2 separate regions of the Homo sapiens genome follow, and region 2 is linked to region 1. The links are chromatin loops, found by intact Hi-C in ENCODE. Cell type or tissue: PC-9. All regions are shown on one strand. Links, peaks and the distances in the headings refer to the core of each region. The heading gives the core; the rest is flanking DNA.

Region 1 (7,708 bases), core at 2,006-4,505:
TGAGCACCACAGACAGGATCCTAACAAGTACTATGGTAATCCAGAGGAGGGAGCAACTCCAGGAAGGCTGCACAGCGGTGGAGGCGGCATTAGATCCGGGCTGTTAAGAAGAGCCAGGATTTCAACAAGCACAGATGGTAGAGTTGGGTATAAATGTTATTGGTGAGATGGACTCAGCCACAGTTACCTGATCAAACTGATTTATGCCCCCTCCCTAATACAGACCCCAGGCTGAAAAGAGAGTTTTACAGAACCGGTATCTAGGTCACACCACTTAGACGCCACAAAACTACAGGGCAATTAGAAATAATTGCGAGGCAAATACCGTTCCCACTCAGCTCCAAATGTCTTTATGACAGCTCAGGGTGGGGGCACAAAAGGCAGGAGGAGTGGAGACATGCTGGATCCCAGCCTGGTCTCTTAAGAGAAGGACTAAGCAATGCACTGCTGTTTGAAGTATGCTATTTTAAAGGGCAAGAAACTCTGTGAAAAGACATCAATTGTTCACACGGCATCCATCTAATTATCGTTAGGTTTCCAGCGGCCACTGAACACTCCTCCCAGCTCATGCTGAGCTCCGCCATACTGCAGCCTGCAGTAACATAATACATCCAGGAGGGGCACAAGCAGTAGGAGTAATGCCACACGGAAAACCTCAGCTCTGGTCCCTGCTCAGCTGCTCACTGGGATCAGAGGCAAGTAGCTTAGTTTTCCCCAAGCCTTGATTGCCTCTTCCGTGCAATGGGAGTTACAGTACAGATCCCACCAACCTCCCTGGGCTGTTGAGGGAGAAAATGAGCTCCTGGAGGTGATAAGAGCTTTGTAAAATTCAAAGTATTGGTATGAATGTGAAGCAATACTATGACAGAACATATGGCTATATATAAGAATTCACTTCATGTCTGTATTTCCAGGCATAGCAAAGGCTATGTACAGATCTCCCAGTAGAGGACATGCTCAACAGCCAAGGAGCAGGGAAGCACAGAATAATTTTTACCAGATTGGCCTTCAGAGATCATTTCTCTCTGTGTCCTGTCTCTTCTCTCTCTTCTATAATAACCTTTACAGGCCGGGCCTGGTGGCTCATGCCTGTAATCCCAGCACTTTGGGAGGCCGAGGTGAGCGGATCATCTGAGGTCAGGAGTTCAAGACCAGCGTGGCCAACATGGTGAAACCCTGTCTCTACTAAAAATACAAAAATTAGCCGGGCGCAGTGGCGGGCCCCTGTAATCCCAGCTACATGGGAGGCTGAGGCAGGAGAATCGCTTAAGCCCAGGAGGCGGAGGTTGCAGTGAGCCAAGATCGCTCCACTGCACTCCAGCCTGGGCACCAGAGTGAGACTCCATCTCAAATAATAATAATAATAGCTTTTACAAATTATTGTTCTTCCTCTTCTCATTCAGCTCTAGTGTCTATGAGAAATAACGTATGTTGTTACTTATTTAGGTTAGGAAACACTGGTATGTTAGAACCCCTCTTCTGCCATTTTTCAAATGGGGATGGAGTGACATCCTGATGATCACACAAGCTAGTCTCCTCCCTGGACTCAGCAGGGCTGTTCTCTTACACACTGCCTGGGGCAGCAGATGGGCAGGAGGAAGTACAGGTGGCATGGATCCTGGTCAGGTATGAACCAGAATCACCTCATGTCCAGGTCTCCCTCATAGTGGATCATGCAGATAAAAATTGGTAAATAAACATGCATCACTGGGGGTAAATAGGTACTGTCTACAAGAATCCCATATCCCAACTCCCCAGATACACCCCTTGTCCCAGGAGTCTTTTGGGAAAGAGGAGTTCAATGACAATGAACAGATACTGGCAGCAGCTTTTGAAGTGAACAGGTACTAAGCAATATGAATTTCCCCTTCTCTTGCGTTCCAATAGTACACCACACACGTCACTAGTACCGCCCTCTTATAGTTAGTTTTCTTCCCCAATATGCATCTGTCTACCCTCTTTAAAGATAAGGACCATGTCTTAAACAAGACATTCTTTTTAGAATCTAGCACAGTACAATGCCAATAGTAGGTACTCAAAAGATACCTACTTTGACGGATGGGTGGATGAGTAAACGAATGAATATACAAACTACTCTGTTTTCCTTCACAGCCCTACAAGGCCTCACAGCTAGAGAGGTGACATTTCAGAGAAGGAGAAACAAAAAGCCCCTTCTGCTTTTGACAAGGGACTAAATTCAGCCCAAAGCATCTTTTTTTCTCTCTCTATTTACTCCGGACAATCTGTCCCTTATCAGATGAGCTCAAGGCTGGTTGGAAATATGCATATTTTATTTGAAAATATCTGCTTCCTCCAGTTTTGTTTTGCCACATACACATTTGTCTGCTTTGCTGTATGTTGTGTATCAGATAGGACTCAGACAAACTGCTTTGGCTTCCTAAACTGTTTTGTTTTCTCCATTCATTTATCATTGATCTCATTTCCTTCCCTGCATCTCACTCTTATTTCCAAGTTCCAATTTTATCCGCAATGAAAGAGAACAATTTCATTGTCGCACAGGTTCACTGAGGGCTAAAAAGGGCACTGGCATGGAAGTTAGAAAGCCTAAGATTTAGTTCCCATTCTGCCACTAACAAGCAATGTGACCTTCAGAGGATCGTCTCTTCTATCTTGGCCTCTCTTTCTCCTTTGCAAAATAAGGTCTGCTCTTGACAGCCACAGAATCTCGAAGTAAGTGCAATACTTCGAGACTCTCTGGATACCAATCTGCTAATGTTGCACCATTTTTCACACTCATTACAGATGGGGAAGAATTCTTGTATGTTTTTAGCTTTGGTTTGAGACCCAGTGAGGGTCCTCCACTCCAGATCCTCACCTGACTTTCTGATCCACCCCAACCAAGAATGGCTTCATGGGCATGCAACTCGTGCAGTTACACAGGCCTGCAGGTAGAAGGGCCTTGTGCTTGGTTTTGTTCTGCTGTTGTCATGTTGAAATTCTTAATAGTTCTTGAACAAGGAGGCTGGATTTTCACTTTGCACTTGGCCTCACAAACCAGTCCTGCCCCTACTCTTACACTTGCACTCCCCCAAAGCAACAGAGAACTAAGAAAGAACCAGGAAAAGGAAAACAAGGGTGTACTTTGCCAGCCATTCATGGCAGGGAGAAGGGCTCCCCATAAGGCAGAGCTTCACTTTGAAATGCCCTTCCTTACAAATATAAATCAAAGAAAAGACAAGGCGGGAGAATGTGAAACTTGCCACAGTCTCCACCCCATCACCCTTCCCCATCTTGCTGGATGGGAGGTCTGACTCATACCTGGGGTGTGGCTCACCATTCCTGCTAAGCACCTGGGCTCCTCCCTGTTCACAGGGCTCAGGAGGAAGTGTGGGTTACGCTGGAGTGGATGTGGAAACCATCCAGTCACCTCTCAATGTCAAGAGCTAGATGGAATCTCACAGCCGACTCAGGCAACCACCACAGCCCACCTTCATCAGAGAAAAAAACACCGCTTCTATTAGAGAATGGGCTGAGGCCAGTTCACACTGTGAGCAGCTCCCACCTCTTCTTGGCATTAATTTTGGATTATCTCCCCGTTTCTGCATCTTTGGGGTCCACAGGGGAAGAAGTTACTCCTCTGTCACACAAATAAGAGTCCCACCCCCAGTTCAGTCACCGGCAGACTCGGATACCCAATATATGGTCGAATTAAATTGAAAATGACCCTGATCTTTAAAAACCTCAGTAAGATGAAACTATTACCATTGGATTATTTTTTTCTTCCTACCTAAAGTTCTTCTCCTAACAGCTTGAGGCATTTTACATGTCTCATCAGGGAAGAAATTAAAGAAGGAAGAAGAACCTTGACAAAATTTAAACACACAAACGAAGAGCTAGTGATAAATTACAATGCAAATAAGATAGGCTTTTGAAACGCTGAGACACCAAGGAAAGTATCAGGGATACTAGTTAGGATAAAAGGTATTATGCATTTCTCTGTAGGCATGGAGAGTTACTTCCCTAGTTGACTAACTCCCTGGGTGTGCTCGGTCAAGTATACCCTTATGCAAGTTTCCCTCGGTATCCTTTGGCTTCCTTGTCAGCAAATTAAAGCAGTTTGGACGTGCTCAAAGTGAGGTCTCTTCTAGGTTGTCATTCTATGCTACTAAGTATCAAACTGTTATCACCTCCATGTCAGTGTCCCCACTTAAGGATTGATTTTTAAAGTAAGATTACACTCTAGAACCTAAGTTGGCATGGCAACGTAATGAAAACAACAAAACAGTTCAATTCAAAAACTTGAGTTTGGACCATAGGAGTTGAACCAGAGAGGAAGATCCTATGGCACTCATCTATCAACACAGTCCCTTGAATTCCCATTTGAAGACACTGAATGCTCTGTTCTCTTGGAATGTCTGAAGTTTAAAGGGAAATGGTGGCCTCTAAGGCCAAGGCCATGTTATTGAGGGTCTGGAATGCTTAGCCAAGAAGTTTATGTTTAATTTTCATCTTTATTATGTTGTTGGGGACTCTACTCAGTGATTCTGTCTTGACATTTGATGATTTCTTTTGAACTGCGACTGCTCTCTGGGTTTCCAGAGAGCCCAAATCACCTGGGGAGAGGGAGGGAATCTTCCTTTTGTCTGTCTTAGTCCCTGACCAGTTACAGCCCTGCCTCTGTTCCTGTAGCCTAAGAGATTTTCCATATTGGCAACACTCAATGGCCACCTGAATCACACGGTGAGCAGTTTCCACCTCTTGGCAGTAATTTTGGATTCTTTCCCCCTTTCTGCATCTTTGGGGTCCACAGGGGAAAAACTTACTCCACTGTCACACAAATAATAGTCCCACCCCCAGTGCAGTGAGCAGCCTGAATCAAAGACAGGCCCAGAGTCCAGGGCTTATGACTCCAGTATCAGCCTGGATCTTCATGCCAGGGCAGCCTTTAGTGTCCAGAAAGAGCCTCTCACCCCGAAGACAGCATTTGATGCGCAGGTCCCTGGACACCTGCCTGAGAACCTCATATTAAAAATGCACATGCCCAGGCCCCTTGATTTACTGGATTAGAATCTCTGGGGGTAGGCCTAGAAATCTCCATGTCAACAAGCCTTGCCAGATGGCTGTTATGCACATAAAAGTTTGAGAACCAGAGTGTTACAGTTTCTCCATCTATCGTGACAGTCATTTAGAAAACTCCAACCCAGAATAGACTGTACAAAAGCTCAGGGGCAAGAACCTGTAGGGTGAATCAGTCTTGCTGTAAGGAAACAGCAGTAAAACCTGTGTGTCTGGAACACTGGGCGGCAGGCAAAGTTGAGGGTGTGGTAAGGTTAGAAGGCAAGTAATCTGTACATGAATGACCCACGATTCTTTCATTTTTACATTGCTCCTCACTGTATGATATAAACGTTCCTAGGTAAACTCAAAGTTTCATTACCCTCCATCCCAAATCCTCATAGCTGGATATCTGTACTCTTGCTGACTTACTACACATGAAAGAGGTTCTTGCTTAACAACAGTAATAAGGGTAAAAATGCACAGAGATGGGGGCTGGAGCTAGCTACATTGTACAAAGGCCCAGAAAAGAGAAATCGTGGAGGTTTTTGTGAAGGAAAGGAGTTCAGCAAAGCCCATCCCCATTTCCAGGGATACTCTGCCACATGAAGGCTGAGGACAAGCTCCAGCTCCTCAGAGTTTTCTTAAAGCACGTTTGGGACCCCAGGGGGACATGGGAGCTGTGGAGGGAACCTGCCACACAACATGCCATATCCGTTTTCAGAGGATGTCAACACCCTCCTTCCCACACCTGCTGTTCCCAAATATCACAACCTGATTTTTTTCTCCAACCTCCTGTCTTGATGATGATGATTAAATATTCATGGAATGCTGTGATGCCAGCATACTTTGTGAAATTTCAGATACCTTTTTTTTTTAAAAAAAAGGGAAGCTTTTATTTTTTTTTTTAGCTTATTTCAATTTTCAAAAGAGGTAAAAAGAATAACAAATGCAATGACTAGAAAAGTAGATAATGAACAAAGAAGCTAGTATCCTAGGTTTTCACAACTGTGTTTCGAGCCAAAAATTGTCCCAATTTAAGAAAAAAAGTAGGGGCCAGGCTTGGTGGCTCACGCCTGTAATCCCAGTACTTTGGGAGGCCGAGGCGGGTGGATCACCTAAGATCAGGAGTTCAAGACTACCCAGGCCAACATGGTGAAACCCCGTCTCTACAAAAATACAAAAATTAGCCAGGCATGATGGTGGGCACCTGTAGTCCCAGCTGCTCAGGAGGCTAAGGCAGGAGAATCGCTTGAACCTGTAAGGTGGATGTTGCAGTGAGTGGAGATCGCACCACTGCACTCCAGCCTGGGTGACAGAGTGAGACTCTGTCTCAAAAAAAAAGAAAAAGAAAAAGAGTAAAACTCAGAATTTAGAAAACAAAGACATGAAGAAACAATTGTTCACATTATAAAAGAATCTTCTCTTTTACCATGAGTTCCATTTAAGTAGCAAAGTTCCCAACTTCATGTAAAATACAAGTAAAATGCATGTAGGTATATATGTCTTATTTATTTGTTTATTATGCAAAAAGTTTACCTTATTTGAAAAAAAAATGCATATTTTTTGAGAACCAAAGACTATTAGCTAAAGGTATCATCTTATCCAATTGTTTTCAGAATGATTCTCGGCGGGGTTTCCAGCGTGCCTCAGGGACTGCCCTGCTAGACAAGCAGAGCCAAGAGGGTAGAGCCAAAGGGTGCCCACTCCAGCCCAACCCCGGCAACTCCACTGCTATTCGGGAATATATTGGAGGTACCTGTAAAGTTGTGGAGAAGCCCTAATGGCACACATAGAAGCCTAATTCCTTAATTTTACATTCCGGGAAACTAAGGCACAGAGAGCTGTAAAGTCATATCTTTAATTTTAACTTCAGTCCCGTATTTCCTTTTCAAGGAAACTTGTTGCCCCGTAAAAGTCGTCATTTCATTAAAGAAACAGGTTTATCTCCTATGAATGTTAGGGTTTTAAGCCTAAAACCGGTAAATCATCACAATAACCAAAACAATTGGCTATAACAAGCTTGACATTTTTAAATGTCTTCAGATTAGCTGGCCCGTGTCAGAGTTGATCACGGTTCTGTATTGAATCATAACACAGATAACTTGAGCTAACACATATCAAAATTTTATTTAAAATACCAACTAAAGCAAGGTGTTATCAAGATGAATCAATGTCTCAGAGAGAAATAGTCAGAGAAAAAAGTAAGAACCCCATGTTTTTTTGTTTTGCTTCGTTTTTTGAGACGGAGTTTCTCTCTTGTCGCCCAGGCTGCAGTGCAATGGTGCCATCTTGGCTCGCTGCACCCTCCACCTCCTGGGTTCAAGTGATTCTCCTGCCTCAGCCTCCCAAGTAGCTGGGATTACAGGCACCTGGCACCGTGCCCAGCTAATTTTTTGTATTTTTAGTAGAGACCAGGTTTCACCATGTTGGCCAGGCTTGTCTCGAACTCCTGACCTCAGGTGACCCACCCGCCTGGGCCTCCTAAAGTACTGGGATTACAGGTGTGAGCCACCACACCCAGCCTAAGAACTCTATGTTAAATCAACTTGTGTTTTAAATTTATTTCTAATTATTTAACAAATACTTATATAGTGCTTATCATGTGCCAGAAACTGCGGTAAACACCTTACAAATATTAATCAGTTAGTTTCTACAATAACTCTCTAATGAAGGTATTATATGTTATTGA
Region 2 (7,708 bases), core at 2,608-5,107, 140 kb before region 1:
TGAATATGTCTTCCCATATTTAGAAAAAAACAGGACTTCCTCATCTGTTCTTTAGAATCTCTATATCGAGACATTCCATGACCTCAGTCATGCTGTGTGAATAGTGTAGGTGGTCATGATGCCAGTAACGATCATCTGGTTGCAGACATACAACATCCATAAGCAGTCTTGGGGTATGAATTCTCTAGTTCAGAAGCATCTAATTAGCCCCACTGAGCAGAACAAGTCCTCTACTGCAAAGGTCACAGCAAGTACTATCCTATCATTCCAAGAGGCTTTCAGGACCTACCACAACATTTTACAAACATGGAAAAGCACAAATCAGCTATTTCTCAGTGGAAATGCAGATAAGGTTTATAAACTGTAGAATGTCAGAGCTAGAAGGGCTCTTGGAAGCTATAGCCCAGTGCTTCCTTTCTGTGGATGGAAAAAACTGAGACTCAGAAAGTACCAGAATTTTCCCAAAGCATCACTACAAGACAGGGATGAACTGGCAAGAGTCCTGGTTTCCTGAGACCTCATTCAGGGGTCTTTTCACCATTCTGGGCTAAGGCTACAAAATATATTCAAAGCTAAAGCCCTGCTATTGCATAACATAGCCTTATTTCCAATAGACACAAAGTTAAAAGAATTGCTCTGAGGAGGCTGTCATCATTCATGGGTGAAAAAAGCCTGCCTACGGATCCCAGTCAGTTATCAGAAGAAAACCTCTGTCTCAAAACAAACTATGCATTCTTAAATATACTCAATATGAGCAATTTTGAGACTATAGGAAAATAAGGAAGCACTGGATGTGAAGGAGACAATTACAAACAAGTTAAGTTGTCAGGGTGAGAAGATTGGGTCTTTGGCCAGGTGCGGTGACTCACGCCTGTAATCCCAGCACTTTGGAAGGCTGAGGTGGGTGGATCACCTGAGGTCAGGAGTTTGAGACCAGCCTGGTCAACTTGGTGAGACTCCCATCTCTACTAAAAATACAAAAATTAGCCGGGTGTGGTGGTGGGAGCCTGTAATCCCAACTACTTGGGAGGCCAAGGCAGGAGAATCACTTGAACCCAGGAGGCAGTGGTAGCAGTGAGCCAAGATCATGCCACTGCACTTCAGCCTGGGCAACAGAGCGAGACTCTGTCTCAAACAAAAAGAAGAAGAAGACTGGGTCTTTCTCACTGAGCTGCTATGATGGGTTAATTAAAGTCCTAAGTAAAGGTTGCCAACATCAAATTATCAAGCAAATAAATATTTGGAAGTTTTCTTTCTGAAATTATACTCGGTATAAATCATGACTTTCACTAGCTTGTGTCTTTGGGCATTTCACACCACCTTTCTGATCTGTAGGTCACAATAATTTTGTGAAAAACAGGAGGATAACGGATGATAAAAAGTTTTGTTTCTGTAAGGCACTGTCCCACCAGCATATATTGAGTGTCTACTATGAACCATACTACCCACTCTGTACTGTTAGAGATCTTATATTTTTTATTTTATTTAACCCATATAGTAATTTTGAGCTACTTTTGAAGACATAGATGTAGTTACAGGAAATAAGTTAAAGAATATCACCAGACTTAATCAGATCATCAAGTCAAGAACCACTAGTGAAATGTAATTTTAAAAAAGGGGCAGGGAAAGGAAAAACACCAGAATCACTGGACATAAACAAAACCAGAGAAGCAAATCTCTAGCACAGAGGAAGTATTGGGATGTTTTATGCTTGTCTTCACCTATTGATACCTCTTCTTCCACCTGTATCCGGGTCCAAGGATGCTTCTTATGTGTCAGCTTCTGCTTTCCATCAATGTTTTCATATGTAAGATTTCTACTTGAATCTAAATCCATCAGAAAAACTTCCATTCAGATAGCTTAAATAAGCTCTTCAATTCTCTTTTCTTCAGTCTGAATAAGCCTAACTTCTTAATTATATTTTCTGATGGGTTAAAAGTAATCTTTTAAATCACCTCAGAGCTGATCCTCTAAAACATTCCAAAGTTCTCCATTTTCAATTCCACCATTTTCTTAGCACATTCTCTATGCAGGGTATAGAGAAAGGAATAAGACTCAGTGCCTGAACTCTGTAAGCCCATGATCTGACAATCTATGAGCCGATTTTACTATCAATTTGTTCCCAGACCTCAAAAAGCACAAATAGAAACTTGCAAGTCTCATTTCAGAAATAGAGGATCACTTATTTCAATTATTCCCACTTTCTATCCTCAAGGAAAACAGCTGGATCTGGCCTCCATTCCCACAGTAGTGGAAGTAAGAAGGACAATGTACTCTTTACTTCTAGTAAGTTCCAAAGCCTCCCAGAAAGAGGCAGAGGCAGGGGAAGGGTCCCATAAGGACTTGGTGGAAGAAGGTTTGTAATAGTCATGGATGTTTAGGATCCTAAACTATCTGAGTTGGAAGGCCTTTTGGAGAGGTCAGTTTCCAATTCTTTGATTTTATAGATATGTAACTGAGACTAGAGTTTTCAAAGATCACAGTTCTTACTTTAGTCATGTTAATTACATGTTTCACTCAGTGACTCAGATTCAGAGTTCTACTCAAACACCGTTGTTGGCAGGATAGAAGACCAGAGCAATTACTACTTTAAATCATCATAGCAGACCAATAGAAGTTTTGCTTTCTACACACAAAAAAAGCAAAGACATGCTGAAGGGGTGAGTTTTATACAGTAGAAACTGCTCATACTAGTGGCAAAGCACACAGTCATGAAAAACAAATATGGCTTAACAACACAAAAAGCAGCTACAGGTTGGAAGAAGGAAACACATTCTTTGATAACCAACTTTGTAAGAGAATAAATTATTTTTGACAGGAAAGACTCCTCTCCTCCAAGTTGTTTTTAGCTGAGCTAGAAAATATGCCAGTCAGTCCTCAGTCTGAGTTAATATACTCATTCCGTGCATTCTTCTTTCTTCAGAGAGAAGCCACAGGTCCTCTTGCATAGGGCAACATAGCTGGCTTCCTCTCCCTGGACTTCTCACTCTCCTTCTACCCTGGCCTCCAAAGAGTCTCTGTTAAGGCACTAACCTACCTGTTAGCAAAACTGAATGAGGACACCTAGCTCCCTAGAAGGAAAGATGGCAGCTTTCATTATTACCTCCATCAGCTGCCCCTCCTTTCTACTCATCTCAAATCTCAAAGCTCCACCACAGAATTAAAAACATAGCTCGAGGCACCAAACCGAGATTTATGAGGAAGCACAGACATTAACTCTTGCTCTAAACGCAGGGCGTGTGCTTGTAAGTATGGGTGAGCAAACAGAGGGAGGCTGTGAGTGGGAGGAGGCGGGCGGGCGATGGGGAGAGAGCAACTCAGAACAACATGATCTATTTTCTTAATGTCTCCTTTCCCCCTACCTTAGAGCAAGTATTGTTGAAAGGCAGACTTCTAGGCCCATGAAATGTTAGTCTCTTGCTTATTTAATCTGGACAAAAGCAGGGACAGAGTTGGCACCCTGGAGGGTATTCAATGCTCCTTTGCTCATTGAATGACCTCAGAGGAAATATTTTCCATGACAAGAACCCAAAAGACGCTGGCACAGAGTCAGACAATAAGATTTGCAGAATGTGTTTACATTCTCTCCATGTCCCCAGGCTGTTCCAAACCCATCGGCAGGTGCTGCCTTTATCTGCTCTCTTTGCTCACCTGGCTCCCTCCCAGAAGTTTCCAGGGCCTTTAGCTCAGTGAGATTAACCACTTACTGGCAAGGGTAACCAAGAAATTGTATGGGTTATATTACTTGAGGCAGAGGTAAGTAATAAATAAAGCAGATCGGCAATGTTCATCAAAAAAAGATTCAGGGGCATTGTGGTGTCATTGTAAAAACCTTGAGTGAGAATTAGAAGGCCTGGGTTCAAAAGATGGATCTGCCACTATTCAACTGGGTAACTTGAACCTTTTACTTCTCCGGGCTCCGGGGATCCATCTGTAATATCAGGTAGTTAAAACTAGATCATTTGTAAGATCCTTTTCTACCCCCAATAAATTAAGATCTATGCTGAAAGACCAGAATAATTTGTGTTATGCTGGTTAGACAAAAAAAAAAAAAAACAAGAGTTAACCCAAGGGATAACTTAATGAATATGAGAAATTCTCAGAAGGATACTAAGACCTGAACATTCCTCTCCTAAAAGGTGAAAAAAAGTGATCTTAACCTGCAGAAGAAAAGACTTGAGGTTAAATCAAGAGCAGAATTTAGATCAAGTGAGAGTGAATAATTATAAAAAGGGTTACCAAAAATGGTCACGGAATCTCCCAAACTGAAAGTCCTTAAAAGAGATGTTTATCTGCTTGGGAAACTTTAAATGTGCTTGTCCTAGAGGTGGTCATGTTCATGGCTGAAGAGAGGAAGACAAAGTTTCCAAACCAAAGGTCCAACCTAAGATTTCATGACTCACAATGTTGGAATATATGTGTGTTTGTGCAGTAAATATTTATGCTGAAATAAACATGGCTGCTTACAGTGCCAGGTACATAGAAACCACTTAATGAATTTTTGTTTAATGAAGGTGAATGAATGAGTTTACAGACCAAGTTAGGATGCCTGTCAATTTGAATGTCATATTATTCCATTTTTAGAGTGTTACATGTTATGGTAGTAAGCTCCCTGGACTGGTAGTCAAAAAAAAATGTGGTTCAAATCCTTGCATTTATAGTCACTTTCTTTGTGGTTTAGACTGGGCACTTTTCTTGATGTGCCAATTCCCTCCTTATAAAATAAAGAAGGCACTGGATTGGATAGTGTCTAGAGGACACTCTAACTCTACACAAACCTAACGTGTTTGACCCATCAGAGCAGAGGATTACCAACCTTTGGGTTTCACTTAAATAACACAGAGAAGTATTTTTCCTCAGTGAATTAATTTGGATGAAAGTCATTCTCAAACTTACATACTTATTTTCTTATATTAAAAATAGCTATTTTTAATTACTTAATAAAGTTATCCAAAAAAACACCCAGATTTTAAGACCTAGAAGGGAGTTATTATTCATCATTTATGTCCTGTGTCCTTGGCTCCTTAAATTCACCAAATATAGACTGAAATCTAAATGTTACCCAAATTAATACTCAAAACCCTTATAATACTTTCCTATACTGCTTCCCTTTATGAAAGCCAGCTGTTGTATATGAAGAGTCAGACTATTTGCCTAAAGCTCTAAAAGATTCTTGACTGCTAAGTTTATTGGTTCTTATGTCAGCTGTCTCCTCCATCACCATCAGGCTGCCATTTCTTGCTGCTATCAACATTCCTGACTTTAGCTGCTCTTTTTCTAATTTGTTTTTTCGAAACTTCTATTGACAGGGAAACTAGGAACATACTGTTATTGGGGTGATGGGCAAATGATAAAAATACCCTCTTTCTCAGGCCATTTATTCTAAGGAAAATGCAACAAGTTATTAGAAAAAGCTGTGTTTTCTCAGATGCCATTTAAATGGAAAGCTAATCCAATGAAGTTGACAATAAATAACTTTCGAACAAAGGAGAAGAAACTGGATGCTACTTTAAGTTGTGAGCATCTAAATGGCCTATTTGGAGTCCATGTCTGTCAGAAAGAAACAAATGTCATCCTAGGATTAAAAGTGATAACTTTCTTTCCACTGATGAGGATGACATGAAATGTTGTCATTGCTAGAGTCATACTTCGGCAGACACTGGCATTGTCATATTCTGTACACGGAGCCTCACACCCTGATCCATCCTTCAAACCTTTTAGGGTATAACTCCCTCAATAATGAATAATTAATTTAAGTGGGAACATTTTAAGTAAATCCTTCATAGAAATCCTCCATGAAGTCCAGGGAAATTGCTCCGGATACAATTGTGATGAGGATTCAGAAGAAGGAACAATCTCTCATAGTTAAAGGTATCAAAAAAGGCTTCATTCATTCAATACGTCTTTACTGATCTTTGACTTTGTACCAAGTGCATGCAAGGACCTCGAAAGATATAAAACAAGCCTTCCATAAACTCAGAGCAGCCTAATGATTTTATAACTATGGGGCCTTTTAGCTGGGGTTTGATGGATATAAGGCTTTTGATGAGAAAATAGCATTAAGTACTTTGAAGACAGGAAATCATAAGAACAAAGATCCACATAAGAAAAATTGTATGTGTGCTATGTGCCATAATTTGTATATTTGTGGTGACTGTATTTATGTCCAGTTGAGCTACATGTGAGCAAGCAGGGTGAAGTCAGACAGTCCAGAAGAAATCTACAGAAATTGGTAGAGGTTGCAGGGGAGGGTGCTGTGATTAAACAGAAAAGTGCATGGTCCAGAGCAGTCTAATCCTAACATGGAAGCTAGTGAGGAGTCACTGAGGAGTCAGTAGGGTGTGGTTTAATTAACTGAAAAAATTTGTCTCTAATTGCCAGATGCAAAACTAGAGAACGAAGAGGCATAGTGTGTTCAGAGGTGAATGGAACCCGTGGCTAAGCTGGATGCCCTCCTTGGTCTCCAGGCCAAGAGTGGGGCTGGGCCTTGCTATCTGTCAGCCTCCTGCTGGGTGTCATTAAGAAGACTAGAGGCAAACACAAAAGAGGATAAAATCAAAGATTGGGTGGTAATGGTGATAATGGCAGAAGAAGAAAAAAAATGGAGGAAAACATTATATGAAATATAACCTTTATCTTCAACAGATTCAATGATGGTTGCCACTTCACTGAGTAGCAGGTTTACCAATCTTGCTGCACCTTAATTTTCTGTTAAGTGGAATTAGTTGTATTTTTCTCAAAAACATACTATAAAGTGTTAAATGTAATTTAAAATGTGAAGCCTCTAACAGTGCCTACTAGGCATTCAATATTTGCTAGCTGGAAAGTGTCTTACAGAACACAAACTTTTTTTTTTTTTTTTTTTTTTTTTTTTGAGATGGAGTCTCACTCTGTCACCCAGGCTGGAGTGCAGTGGCAGGATCTTGGCTCACTGCAACCTCTCCCTCCCAGGTTCAAGTGATTCTCCTGCCTCAGCCTCTTGAGTAGCTGGGACTACAGGCGTGTGACACCACGTCTGGCTAATTTTTTTTGTATTTTTAGTAGAGACAGGGTTTCACTGTGTTAGCCAGGATAGTCTCGATCTCCCAACCTCATGATCCGCCTGCCTCAGCCTCCCAAAGTGCTGGGATTACAGGCATGAGCCACCGTGCCCAGCACACAAACATTTTATCATCCATTATCTCATTGTTCTTCATAAATTGTTGATACCTGAAAATTAGAAAGGAATTATGAAAATTCTAAAGGCACAGAACTAGTGAGAGCCAGGATTTACAACCAGATATTTCTGACCCAGAGATAGAACTCTGACCTGGATTTCCGGTCAAGAGCCATGAGCTCTACTAGTAAAGTAGGAATATTGAGGATATCTGAGGGCTGGTTAACAAAGGGGACATTTATTGGCATTGCTGGCAGAAGTTGCCTACTCCCAACAGTGCTCAGATTCTAGGTCTGGACCAGGAATATGTCTTCAGTGATGGAAGTGAAAAGCCAGATGCAGGGATCTGGAGCTTATCTGGTCTAGCTCTGGTTCTTCTTCCTACAAACAGCAAAGCAAATCTGGCAAGAGGAAGAGTAAAATCTTAAGAAGGATAACATTAAGCCTGCTTTCTTTCCAGTTCATTACCCTGGCACTAAACCTGAGTGGGAAGCATATAACAGGATTGAAAAAGACACAATAGAACTTTAACACTATTGACACAACTCTTTT

The links. Peaks named below come from ENCODE experiments on the same cell type or tissue, not always from the same donor. Only the 100,000 strongest peaks of a DNase experiment are listed, where the experiment ranks them.
Region 2: a loop joins it to region 1, with 6 times the contacts of the local background. A loop is called at or near these places in 1 of 110 quality-filtered maps.

The regions. Positions count from the first base shown.
Region 1 is chr3:189,162,824-189,170,531 of GRCh38, reverse strand. It overlaps a transcript of TPRG1 not described here. Among named protein-coding and RNA genes, the nearest start is that of TPRG1, 5.3 kb to the left of the region's middle. RefSeq lists an enhancer at 2,855-4,054. In PC-9, for the core only: no CTCF peak of the experiment used is centred there; a DNase peak (open chromatin) is centred at 3,311; H3K27ac peaks cover 902 bases.
Region 2 is chr3:189,300,465-189,308,172 of GRCh38, reverse strand. All of the region lies in intron 4 of TPRG1 (tumor protein p63 regulated 1), which reads right to left. Among named protein-coding and RNA genes, the nearest start is that of TPRG1-AS2, 64 kb to the right of the region's middle. RefSeq lists an enhancer at 196-255. In PC-9, for the core only: no CTCF peak of the experiment used is centred there; DNase peaks (open chromatin) are centred at 3,222, 3,562 and 4,392; H3K4me3 peaks cover 872 bases; H3K27ac peaks cover 2,237 bases.